3 separate regions of the Mus musculus genome follow, and regions 2 and 3 are each linked to region 1. The links are chromatin loops, found by intact Hi-C in ENCODE. Cell type or tissue: heart. All regions are shown on one strand.

Region 1 (2,500 bases):
CACAACTTCATCATCTGTCCTTGAGCCTTCTCGGCTTTTACCCAGGTCCTCTTCCACTGTGCCATCCACGTCGACTTCATCATCAGCTCTGACGAACCCTGGGGAGAAAGGTTACAACTCTCCACACTATTGCTTCCTCTCCTTCGCATAAAAAGCCATATCAACGGGGGCAAGAGTTAACACAATTCAGTAAGTAAATACAAGCTGTTGAGATGGAAGAATTATGTACTGACGTCAATAACCAATGTCAAGGTAAGTTTGCACGCTAAAGTTTAAATATGAATGCTCAAGACCCCCGTTGACTCTGGAAGGCCAGGCAGCCATCACGTGTGTCTATCCTAGGCAGTGAGAGAGGCCCCCGTCTACACCCACACGTGTTGCGCACAGCTGAGAGGAGGTCTCTACACTGGCCAAGCCAAAACTTGGGCCTCACTTAGTTATCACAGGTCAGAATGCAAACAGGGTTTGTGCAACTTCTGTTGAGGGGAACTGAAATCCGGCCCAAAGGGGAAGACATGTCAAGGACAGCTCTTGAAGCACATCGGAATCAGATATTGGGCCACCGCCACGACGCTGGCCCGAGGGCCCACGCTCGCGAGTCGGGCGTTAGAAAACAGAAACGCGCTCCGGGAGTAGAGGGCAGGGGCTGGGGGTCCTCAGGCTCTGGTGGCCAAAGGTCGGACCTGATCACAAAAGTCCTTAGGGAGGGGTTCCAGGAAGGCTTCCCCCGGGAGTAGAGTCCGAGAGACCGCGCCCCGTCAGCGAGACTTCGGGGAGCGCTCTAGCACCATCCGCAGGGTATTTATTTAAATGCCCGGTCTCCAAGTCGCCTTTTCCCAGAGGCCTCAGGGAAAGCATCATCACCCAAGTCTCCTTCGAGGGAACGAGATGGTCCCTGAAACCCCTGTAGGCCACCCGGCGTCCCCAACCCAGGTTCAACGCCCCAAGAACGTTCGAGAAGCGGCCACACAGGAAGGGGAGGGCGCCCACTGCCGCCCGGTCACTCACCGAAGGTCAGCAGGACACAGCAGAGGCCCAACACCCACAGGACCCTCATGGTGCGTGGCCGGCGAGTCGCAAGTCCTTTTCGGTCTCAGGAGCCGCCTCCACCCCCCCAATCCCGAGTCTAAGCTCCTCACACCTCCAGCAGCGCGGTCCGCCCACTAAGCCGCGCGCAGGTCGGGCCGCTTTTCACCCCACTGCTTGCGGGCGGGGGACGGGAAACACGAACTCACCAATCGTGCCTCACCACGCACTCTCTGCACCCAATGGAGACGCATGGGGGGGGACCGCAGCCCGCCAATCGGAACTGTCCAGGTGCGGTGCCCGATGCCCGAAGCGTGGCTCCTTGCGATTGGGCTTGTCCAGCGGCTTTCCTCCAATCAGATGGCTCCGCGGGCCCTCACACACCGGGCCACCCTTTGGCCTGGGAAGCCTTGGTCCCTGAGGAAAACCGTCCAATGAACGTAGGCGCATAGCACGTCTGTCCATTCCTAGAGGTCCCGGGGAACCACTTCCGGCTTCTAGCGAACGTTTAGTCCGTGACTAGGGGAAACGGTAGCCAAGACAATGCGTCCTTTACCCTTTTCTCGTCTACGACGCGGGTCACGTTACGAGTCCTTTCAGCGCTACGTTCGCCGTCACCTTTCTTTTGGGCGTTTCTTTTCGCAAAAGAGAAATTTGTGAGGGGTTGAATATCCGGAATGCGTTTGGATGGTGGTGAGAAACTACAGTTTCCGGCATGCAACGCACTAATCTCATGAATGCTGGGAATTGTAGTCTCTGGCATCTAAGCCAGTTGCGTAGCTTGGCCCTTGCTTACTCCAATCTTGTGTCCGCGGGAAATGTCTCTGAGTGATTATAGGATTTCCACCTCATTCAGATTGCAGAATAGATCTGTGCTTGTTCTAGGACTCTAATGCACACAGTTTTCAGAGGCGGACCTGAAAAGCAGCCCCGCGTAGCCCTAGTCTCACCGTGTCAGAGGGTCAGCCCTGGATTCTGGGCTGGTGGTAGCACCCGGGTTTCCACGTCCGCTTTCTTGCGCGTCACTCAGGGTCCCTAGAGCCTTCAGTTACACTTGGCGTTGCGCTGCTCGCATTTCCTGTCCTCTCTGGTTTGGTTTGCAGTAGAGGGTGGCAGGGGCTCTCCAACCCCGAAGGAAACAAGGACCCAAGTTCCTTTGACATCCCCATAAATATCAAAGAATGACTGGGCAATCTAGAGCCTCTTTTGTGAATCAGCCAGAGAGCGCGGTGGTGAAGTCCAGGCTAGCATAGAACAGGAAAGAACTTATGCAGATACTTGAAAGCAAAAGCCGCAGAGCTTGCAAAACAGCCTGGATTGTGGCTTTGTAACTTCATAGAAACACCTTTCCGCCTTCCGAAAGATAGCAAAAGAGGCTCTTTCTGGTGAGGGAAGTCCCTAAGGCCAGCTTGTACGTTCCGAAATGTTTTCTAAGCTCTTTAGCCTCATTTTAACCAATTTTCCACCAGCACGC
Region 2 (2,500 bases), 400 kb before region 1:
AAAGAGCAAAGCTGCCAAAGGTCTCATCGCTTGTGGTGATGGTCTCAAAGAGACTGTGCTGATTAGAGGGACTTGATAAGAAGTAGAACCCACTATCCAGAGGAGTGTTGGGGACATTAGTGTTTGGAGGGCTCCAGGGGAAGTGGAAGCTGGCTACTCTCTTCTCCAGCTCCTTAAAGCTCTCAGGTCCAATGTGTGTTTGCTGGGCAGGGGTGGGACAAGAGGCTGCCCTTAGCCAGTGTGGAGTCAGTAAAGAATGGAGTGTGTGTGTTTTAAGTATGGTCATAAAGGAGATGGAAAATTTCCACTGGGTCTTGAGTGAGGGATTCTACTCTGCAAGTGTGTTGTGTTGAGAGGGGGGCGGGGGGAGGGGTGGTGACCTGGCAGGAAAGAAAACCAAGGTTGGAGAGGCACTGCTGGTGGGTCGGCCTAGGGGGAAATCTGGGAGGTGGTTTTGGTGGTCAGGTCAGTCCACTTGGCAGCCCAGGGTGTTTGTGTGACCCTGCAGTCACCCTTCTTGAAGGTTTCCTGGGACCCAGAGACACCCACCCTTCTCTGTCCCTGGGGGAGAACCCCTGGCTTTATGGAGTGCTTGCAAGCATCCTTTTTTGGATTGCTGGAGGGCTGGGAAAGTTTTCTCCCTTCTCTCATTAGGGCCCCCACCCAGATTCCTCTTAGTCTTTCCTCCCAGTAGCCGATGACTTTCTCTACTAGTTCCTGCTGTCTGCTTTTGCTCAGCCTAGAGCCTGGTGCTGGCCTGTGAGCTAGCAGGTGGAGGAATCTGGGTGTGCAGTCTATGGTCCAAGCTCTTTTCAGCTTCACAGTGGGTCGAGGCGTGTTCAGTTTGGTTTGGTAGTGTGAGTAGGGAGAGAGGGTTCTCATCTCTAACCTAGAGATTAGAGGTTTCGGCCTTGACAACATGAGCGTGTTCCCAGTGGGCACTCCTGGGGTCCTACTGTGGGTCAGACTGACAAAGTTTCTTGTAATTTCTATGGGTTTATTCAAGAAACAGCTTTTTTTTTTCCTTCCTCTTAATATGCTTCCTAGAACAAAGTCAAATTACCAAGAAATATGCCAAACCCAGAACAGAGAGAGAGAGAGAGAGAGAGAGAGAGAGAGAGAGAGAGAGAGAGAGAGATCCTTGCTCTGGCAGGGATCCAGGCTCACTAACCCTCAGTTTGGTGCACTGCACAAGAGATGAGATAATGCTTTTAAAAATGGGAGGTGTGGGTGTGGGCCTGCTGGCTTGTTGACCTGCTGCCGCCTGACAGCAGCAGGCACCCTGCCTGTTGCCACCAGTAGATGGCTCCCAACTGTCCTCGGGAAACTGGAGCTCGGAAAGTGTGCTCAAGCCCGTCTGCCTCCTTCCTCTTCCAGAACCTTCAAGCATTCTCACTCTGGCCAGATGCCATGCTGCCAGGCAAGGGCACAGCATGCCTAGCTGGGCCCCTGGTAAGCCCCCATCACCACACCAAAATGGCCTTCCCTCTCCCTGTTTCTTTATCCACGGGTGTCTCTTTTCTCTTTTTTTTCTCCAAAACCCATGGGACTGGCACAACCTTCTGGATGAGGAGGAGTTAAAAGGTGTTTCTATGGCAACTGCAGGCCCTGTACCCTATTAAAGTGTTTAGAAGAATAAACTACACAGACGCTTATCAGATACACTGTGGGGCAAAGAAAGAGACTTGGCAGCAGTCGCCTCACCTGGGGCCTTCTCCTTCCAGTCCTTGCTCCTCCTTCAAAACCTTGACTGAAGAAGCAGCGGGGAGGGCACTGGGAATGAAAGAGGCAGGCTTGGCCAGGCAGACTTTGTTCTGGCCACCTTAGTTCAGGAAGGATGGGAAATGTTCAGAGCATTCTGAAAACTGGAGTGGGGTGGTGTGTGTGTGTGTGTGTGTGTGTGTGTGTGTGTGTGTGTGTGTGTGTGTGTGTGTGTGTGGTTTTGGCAGAGGTGGGAGTAGTAGAGAAAACCCCCTTCTCTCTGTCTCCATTCACAAGGAGTAATTAGGCAGTGGCATTGGTGGGAGTGGAGAGGTGTCAGCCCTGGGTCTGGGAGGAGCAGCTGACAACCTTGGAGAATAGCCCTGATATCATTGAGTTGTTTTGACAGGGACCACTGCCAGGGGCGTGTTCCTTCAGCATCAGATCTGAAGTGGTTTTAGCAAAGAAGCCATTTGTAGACAAACGTGACCTATGCCCTCTCACTCCTACAGGCAGACAGACACAAAGAAAATGAAATTATGGAACTTTGGAGAATTGACAACCACCTAGTGGGGATGGTGGTGTGCGTGTACGTGCATGTGTGCATGTCCATGTGTACCAATGCTAATAGTATCTCGAGAATCCTGGCCAGAGGAAGACTGCTGTTAGGCAAGAGGAAAGAAGGGACGGATGCATTCAGACTTGCATGGGTGTGCAAGCATGTTAGAGGTACTATCTTAACTCCCCAGCAACCTTAAGTGGTATTGCACCCATTTCTCAGATGGGAAATACTGAGGCT
Region 3 (2,500 bases), 74 kb after region 1:
TTCCAGAGACTGGGATCAGAGATGGATAGTGCGTACACTCATCAGTGCAATCAGAATTGGGGCCCGCCACGGAAGGCAAGAGGAAGGTAGAGCAGAGTCTTGCTGGCAGCGATAGGGTCGGAGATGAGTCATCCTAGCCCGTGTGACTTCAACCACCCTCCGCCCCCTCCTGCCTCGCGGGTCAGGAAGTGACCGCAGCCGACCGGGCGCTGAGCCCTGGCAGCTCCGGCCACGCCCAACCCGCTTTCTCTAAGGCCTCGCCCTTGACTCCGCCTTTGACTCAACCCAGACTCCGTCCCACTCCATTTCCACAGGCCCACACCTGACCCAGCCTCTAACTGGCCTAGGCCCCCGGCTCTGTCTCCCCAGGTTCGGTCCCTGACTCTGCCTCTGACGCAATCGAGATGGTCCAACTCATTCTCTCTCTAGACCCTATTCTTTACTCAGCCGGGGCATTCCTCTTTCCAACCAGGCCCCGCCCCTGACCCAGCTCAGGCCCCACCCATCCCGCAGCTCCTAGCCTAATCCTTGACCCCGCCTCCTGCTTCCCTCTAGAACCCGCCCACCTCCCCAGCCTCGCCCCCGGCTCCGCCCCACCGTGGGTGGTTCTTGGGCCGCGCCGGCACTTGCTCAGACGTAGGAACTGCCGGCGTGCGTCCCGGAGCCTCGCGACGCTGGCCATCCGTGCCACTGGCAGCTTAGAGGCAGCATGGCCACGGTGGCAGCGGCGGCCCGCGGGGCCGGGGCGAGGGCGGCGGCAGGGCTGCGGAGTTGCGGCGGGGCCGTGGCTCGAGAACGACCGCGCTCGGGCTGCGCTCGGCGCCTGTGCTCTGCCCCGGCTGCCCCGGCTGCCGTGGACATGAAAAGCTACCTGTGGGCGCGCTACCACGAGGCGAAGAGGAGCACGGACGGTGAGTGCGTGTCCCAGCTTGCGCCGCCCACTCGAGGACCCCTCGGGTCCCCCGCACCCTGCCTCTGTCGCGCGGCCCCCGCGGGGAAGGCGACTCTAAAACTTCGCAACTCTTTTTTGGCTTTCCCCCGCCGGGGAAGCTATTTCATACCTGGGGATTGTTAAATCTGGAGTGTACATCGCAAGTGCTCTGGGCCGCTGCGAGAGTTCCAAGGGCGTCGGTAGGAAGACATTCCCCCAAACACCGTTAGGTGTCATTCACCCTGGGAATGGTAGTAGCAGCCCAGCTTGCTGCCGCGCTGTCCTAGACAGGCTCCAGCGCAGGCGACTGGGTCAGGAGGATGAGCCGGTCTCCCTTTTGCAGGGTGGAGTAGATAAAATGTGCTGTTTGAAAGGGGAGGGTGGTCTGGTTATCCACCGCCCTCTGCGAGGAGAAGAGGAATACTTGTGGTCAGGTGAACTGAGAAAGAGCTTGGCTGGGCGGTTAGGGAATCGGAGAAGGAATGGAAAGAGGAACCAGATTATAATAGTATCAGGTATTGATGTCGACTCTGAATCGCCCATAGCCTCCGGAGGAGGGGGTCATGTCCATTATGTAGACGGGAAGGGCGAGCAAGGGGCCTAAGCAAAAACTGATTTTGACTCAGGGTCGGGAATCCATTGTCCTGTGTGTTGCTTTGTGCTTCTTGCAGTCAAACGTTTGGAACCTGGAGTAAAGGGCCAGTGAAGCACAGACACTGAAGCTGTCAGAGGACACTGGGATTTGGGGAGGGGGTGGTTTGGGGAGGGTGCTACATGAGGAAGGGGGTTGGTGAGGGAACGTTTTTGTAGGATTTCCATTTGCATCTTTGGCCACATGCCTGTTCAAGTGAAACAAAACCCACCTGGAATATCTTCACAACACATTCCGAGGTGTAAGCAATGGAGACTTCTTTGAAAGAGTGGCTTATTGGTTTTGGCCAGGCAAGTGTTTTGAGATGGGTTGTGTATTCCAGGCCTTAAAGTCATGAGTCTCCTGTGTGTTCTATCCTTCCAGGCGGGCGGGAACCACCATTCCAGGCAAACGTGTGTCCTGTCAGGGCCCTGTCAGCTCTTCTCTCTTGCTTAGTTTCCTCTTTCTTTTTGGTCTTTTTGAGACAGGGTTTTAAGGTAACCTTAAACTTGAAGCAATCCTCCTGCCTCAGTCTTTCAAGTGCTGGAGTTATAGACACGAACCACTCACTACTCCTGTCTTTTGTTTTTCTTTTCTTTTGTTTTGTTTTGTTTTGGTTTTTTTTGTTTTTGTTTTTTGTTTTTTTTAAGACAGGATTTTTCTCTGTAGTCCTGGAACTCACTCTGTAGACCTGGGTGGCCTCGAACTCAGAGAGATCTCATGTCTCTCTCCTGGAATCCTGGGATTAAAGGTGTGTGCCACTATGCCAGGCTATTCTGTATTTTTGGTTAAAAACTTTACTGACATGTATGGAGAGAATGAAATACAGAAACCCCTATACAATATTTAAACCCATTTGGCTGTGGGATTGGGACAATTCACACATGTCCTCTTGAGGAGTGAGCTATGGTTAAATGACTCAGTGTTTTGGTATGTAC

The links. Hi-C counts contacts between places; a loop is a spot of excess contacts. Peaks named below come from ENCODE experiments on the same cell type or tissue, not always from the same donor. Only the 100,000 strongest peaks of a DNase experiment are listed, where the experiment ranks them.
Region 2: it touches region 1 in a loop (2.3-fold over the local background); 2 of 42 quality-filtered maps call a loop at or near these places.
Region 3: it touches region 1 in a loop (10-fold over the local background); 15 of 42 quality-filtered maps call a loop at or near these places.

What each region holds. Positions count from the first base shown.
Region 1 is chr10:86,704,299-86,706,798 of GRCm38, forward strand. Hsp90b1 (heat shock protein 90, beta (Grp94), member 1) reads right to left here and starts at 1,146. Exons shown (of 18, transcript NM_011631.1): 1 at 1,009-1,146; 2 at 1-98. The coding sequence starts at 1,057. It overlaps Ttc41 (tetratricopeptide repeat domain 41), which reads left to right and starts at 1,513. Exons shown (of 16, transcript NM_001003910.2): 1 at 1,513-1,719. In heart, no CTCF peak of the experiment used is centred here; DNase peaks (open chromatin) are centred at 1,413 and 2,043; H3K4me3 peaks cover 2,500 bases; H3K27ac peaks cover 2,500 bases.
Region 2 is chr10:86,301,622-86,304,121 of GRCm38, forward strand. All of the region lies in intron 6 of Syn3 (synapsin III), which reads right to left. All of the region lies in intron 1 of Timp3 (tissue inhibitor of metalloproteinase 3), which reads left to right. Among named protein-coding and RNA genes, the nearest start is that of Timp3, 2.5 kb to the left of the region's middle. In heart, a CTCF peak has its summit at 1,288 (motif pointing right); DNase peaks (open chromatin) are centred at 590, 660, 1,310, 2,070 and 1 weaker place; H3K4me3 peaks cover 1,898 bases; H3K27ac peaks cover 1,489 bases.
Region 3 is chr10:86,778,401-86,780,900 of GRCm38, forward strand. Nt5dc3 (5'-nucleotidase domain containing 3) reads left to right here and starts at 605. Exons shown (of 14, transcript NM_175331.3): 1 at 605-911. The coding sequence starts at 710. In heart, a CTCF peak has its summit at 1,155; DNase peaks (open chromatin) are centred at 381 and 551; H3K4me3 peaks cover 2,120 bases; H3K27ac peaks cover 1,773 bases.